2 separate regions of the Homo sapiens genome follow, and region 1 is linked to region 2. A link is an interaction called in ENCODE POLR2A ChIA-PET data of the cell type or tissue named here. Cell type or tissue: PC-9. All regions are shown on one strand.

What was found. ChIA-PET counts read pairs that join two places held together with the same protein. Peaks named below come from ENCODE experiments on the same cell type or tissue, not always from the same donor. Only the 100,000 strongest peaks of a DNase experiment are listed, where the experiment ranks them.
Region 1: POLR2A ChIA-PET joins it to region 2 with 15 read pairs; 2 of 35 experiments call an interaction of 5 or more read pairs at or near these places.

The regions. Positions count from the first base shown.
Region 1 is chr5:58,179,940-58,182,439 of GRCh38, reverse strand. No RefSeq gene overlaps it. Among named protein-coding and RNA genes, the nearest start is that of LINC02101, 59 kb to the right of the region's middle. In PC-9, no CTCF peak of the experiment used is centred here; no DNase peak of the experiment used is centred here; H3K27ac peaks cover 373 bases.
Region 2 is chr5:58,311,586-58,314,085 of GRCh38, reverse strand. No RefSeq gene overlaps it. Among named protein-coding and RNA genes, the nearest start is that of PLK2, 150 kb to the left of the region's middle. In PC-9, no CTCF peak of the experiment used is centred here; no DNase peak of the experiment used is centred here.

The DNA of each region.
Region 1 (2,500 bases), 130 kb after region 2:
AGTTTTGCATTGCTCTTTCTCTTCTATGTCTCAAAGGATTAGAAAAAGCATTGCATATATCAGAGATTAAGCTAATGATTTTCTAGAAAATGTGAAGAAAGGTCAATCCAAATTTTCAATTTTATATCTGCAAATATCCTGTGGATCTCTGCTTCTCAAAACAAATGGCTTTTCCTACTGGGGCAAATCCAGTTTCTGGTTTACTTGTCTGCTGCCCCAACCCTCTTTTCTCTCTAACTGCCACAAGTAAAACCTTTCTGTTTGGTATAAGCTAACTAAGAGATTTGGCTCCCAAGGAAGTTTTCTTAGAGATTGTAGATAAAGAAATGCAAACAGTCACATTTCTTTAGCACGGAAATTTGTACTTCCTTGGATAATGGTTTCAGCATTTTATAGGTGAGTTGCTTGCTGACTGTTCATTATCATTTAGTCAGAAACAACATCTGTCCTGGGAAGGCCGGGAGGAAACCTCTTTGGGTTGCTTATTAGTTTTCCTTTCTCTGTTGCATGTTTAGTGACAAGTTACATCTTTTAGACTATCCGTATTTGTGGAGCCAGAAGATATTCGTCCTTTAAAAAGAGGTTTTGGTTTTGTGAACTTTTCTGGTCAACTTGTGGGAAAGCCCTTTTCCTGGATGGGTCAGCCCCTCCTTAAAGGGGAGACAGCCAGTGCTTCCTTGCCCTGAGCTGTGATTCCACCTCCCCAGATACTGGCTCCCTGAGGAAAAGCAAGGTGAAAATGAACAATTTTCTAAAGTTAAAAAGGATAGAAAGGTCTTCTACGGTTTCAAGTACAAAGCAAAATAAAATTGCGACATGAGCTCCAGAGCCAGCTTGTTCTTTCACTGGACCCAGCAAAGTGGAAGAGGAGAGCCATGCCCTGAGACAAAGGACAAGGCATCCACCAATCAGTATTTGGAATATTTAAATCTCAATGCTGGAGGCCAAATAAACCTATGGCTCATAACAGGCACATATGTAAGAACACCAACCATATTTGTATTAATTGTTTGCAATAGTGTTGGCCAAACTCAGAACCTCTTGGGAAAGTTTTTTAAAGTACCTACTGCTGAATCAGAATCTCTGGGGCCAGGGAGCTGCAGTTTTCTTTTTTCTTTTTAACTTTTAAGTTCAAGGGTACATTTGCAGGTTTGTTACATAGGTAAATTTGTGTTATGGGGGTTTGTTGTACAGATTATTTCATCACCCAGTATTAAATTTAGTACCCATTAGTTATTTTTCCTAATCCTCTCCCTCCTCCCACCCTCCCTGTCCCCAATAAGCCCCAGTGTGTGTTGTTCCCCTCTATTTGTCCATGTGTTTTCATCATTTAGCTCCCACTTATAAGTGAAAGCATGTGGTATCTGGTTTCCTGTTCCTGTGTTAGTTTGCTAAGGATAATGTCCTCCAGGTCCAACCATGTTCCTGCAAAGGGCATGATTTTTTTATGGGTGAATACTATTCCACAGTGTATATGTACCACATTTTCTTTATCCAGTCCATTATTGATGGGCATTTGGGTTGATTCCATGTCTTTGCTAATGTGAGTAGTTGCTGCAGTGAACATACATGTGCATGTGTCTTTATCATAGAACAGTTTATATTCCTGTGGGTATATACCCAGTAATAGGATTGCATTTTTCATAACCACCCAAAAGAGTTTTATGAACTCTCTTCTTCCAAAACCCCAGTTTATATGTCATATAGTGTTACACTTTTAGTTATATGAAATAAGCTACTATATTTTCTCTCTGAAGCCATTGCAGGATTGGAGAGTGAAACACTGAGAGTACATGTTCTTAATTCCCCTCAAAATATCAGTTTATAGTCTTTGAGACATTCGGGCCATGTTGTCTTGAGACATTCTTTATTTTTGTTATACTTTATGAAAAAAAACAACTATAAAAAGAAGCTATTCGCTTGTTTAAGGAGAAACTGAAGACTCTGAATTGTTCGAAAGCTAACAACGTCAGACAACTTAAATACCAAATATACTGGGCCATCAACTGTGAGTCAAATCCTTAAGATGATCCCTGTATATAAATGAAGCTAATCAGTGACTATTCGACTATCGCCTTGATTCAATCAAACTTATATATTTGAGTTAATTGATTATATATGGACACTAAAATAGAATCATTGTAACAAAAGAAAAATCAAATATGAAATGATTAATTATGGAGCCCGTTTATATAAGAACTTTCTCTTTGACATTTACATTGATTTTTTTTCTGACCTTAAGAATGGAAGGTAAACAGAGAACTTCTAGTGAATCTCCGAAACTGAGTATCTTGTCCCAAATTCAGCTCAACTTGAAAGTCTTCATCTACCAAGTCACATATGGCTTAGCAACCACTGATTTCATTTTTTATAACTCAAGAAAATTAATTTGTGGGGACCCACATCTCCAAAAGTTTTATTGACTAATCTTAGTCACCAAACTTTGTGTAAGGAAGCTTCTGGTAAAGGCAGACTGCCTTCTGCCTTTGCTTAGTATTCT
Region 2 (2,500 bases):
TTGCTAAAGCTCTTAGATACATAGTGCTCTCCAAAAAAAATTGTAATGCTAACCACACGTGTGAGCCATATATGTAATTTTAATTTTTTTGTAGCTCAACTTAAAAGATATGAAAACCAGGTTGAAATAATTTTAATAATATTTACTAATATATTATCAATGTAACATTTAATCGATACAAAAATTACTAATAAAATAGTTTACATTATTTTTTCATATTAGGTATTTGAAACCTGATGGGCATTTTCTGTTTACAGTAAAACTCAATTTAGAATGACTACATTTTAAGTGTTCAATAGCCACATGTGGATAATGGATAAGATATTGAAGAGCACAGTCTTAGAACTATGGCAACCATCCCATAAATATTATCTATTATAGCTCTTGCTATTATTCTTTTTCTCTTCTCCCATGGCACTATTCGGCTCTACTCAACATTTATATACTTTTTCCTTGTATTATATCAACTTTTGGTTTTCATCCTTCTAAAGAGAATGCTCATTGAGAAGTACTTTTTTCCTGTAGACAGTTGTTCAACATTTATTGAGAATCTTTCATGTTGCAGGCATTGTGTGGCCTATTTCCAGTTCTGTATTTCCCATAATACCTGACAGAGTGTCTTTTCAATGGTAGGCACTCAATACATACCTGGTGCATGAATTGCCTAGTTTTGTGTACACACACATATTTCTGAGTAGTTTTTTTTCAACAAAAGTTACAATTTTTATAGATTTTTCTTTTTAATAATAAGCAATGGTTTTGAACAGTGACTGTATTTGCTTTGATTGAGTTTGATAATTTAATCTGTCACAGATACTTTTTGTTATTATGCAATCGTGGCGTGATTGCTCCACTAATGTATTCTTCTAAGACATGCATTGACACTTAAAGGCACAAACTTGGCACAAGATCATCATCTTTGCTTTAGAAATAAGCGAGCAAAACTGGACATTTTAATGTAGTGTTTTAAATGATGAACCAAAATAATTTAATATGAACATTCTGTATAAACTGTAAAAGCTGTACACATATCAATTGTTGCTAATGTTATTAATGGTCTATGGTACTTTTTACCATCTGTTCCACAGAATATTGATCCATGACAAACTCTCTGGGAGAAAACAAAATGGATCTATGGTCAAACAAGTATAGGAAATGATATACTGTATTCCACACCCTAGAGTTGAACAGTAGTAATGCACATTAGGATATTCAAAGTTCTAATTCACTTAGTAATGAATCTATTTGACTTCATTATTTGACCAATAAAATAATTTTTCAGGATGATATCTGTAATTTCTACAAAGATGGTATACCATAGAACACACAGAATTTAATTCTGGATCAAAAGAGGCCTCGGTTTTAAGCTTAGCTCCCCACTACCTACATCTGAATCTTCTTCAAGTCTGCTTCTCTCTCTGCACCTCAATTTTTTACTTTGAAAAAATATAAATCAATGATTTCTCAACTCTGATTATATATCATTGTCACTTGAGGAATATTTAAAATAAACAGAAGACTGAGTTTCCATCTCTAAAGGATCTCACTCAATATATTTGGGATGTGGCATGAATATCTGGGGTGTGTGTATGCACATGCGCACATGCGCATGCGTGTACTGGGTTCTAAAGTGAAACGAGCTAGCTGGAAGATGTTCAGGTGAAACTTGTCTCTAAATTTTGGGCAGACACGGGAAGGGAGGAACAATGGCAACACTGAGAAACCAAGCTTGTTTAAGTAAGAAATGCTTGCACAATGAATAACCAGAAGGTGCTGTGGCATCAGCTGGAATTCTGTGGCGGAAGGATTGAAAACATGTCAAATTATGTCAAATTGATACTTTCATCAATTACTATATAGTTAGGATATGGTATAAATCTTTGTTTCAGGCTCTTCTTCCTCAGTGGGAATCATTCTCTGTAAACTGATGAGTCTCTGATATTCTCTCCTCTATTTGTGTGTTCTTAAAAAGAAAGGAGAAAAATCAACCCATGCTATCTAATAAAAAATGCTAACAACTTCCTGTGTCAGTTATATTATAGTTAATTTATTTATAAATCTAACATAGGATATCTTAACATTTTGTAAAATTAATTATAAATGCAAGGTTTTAGTACTGGTATGAAGTTATTAGCATTTGAAAATGTGATACAACCTTATTTTTCTTCTATTATATTAGGTTGATTATCTTATTATTATCTTTATTATTATTTAGGTTCATTACCTTCTATTATCTTAGATTTAGTTGCCTTTTCCTTGCTTCTACAGACACAACTTAATATACCTTAACCAAACAATGACTAAGAAGGCCTTTCCTGTACCATGGGATTTTCTGTCATTCTGACGTGGGTCAGATTGAAACAATTGCTCCCCAATTACGCCTGTGACGCTAATAATTCCAACAAAGTTACTAGCAGGGAGGGCTTTCCAAATTGCTACATGACAGCTCCAACAATCCAGCTGACCCTTTTATAGAAATCTTCTGGGACAGAACTTGGCT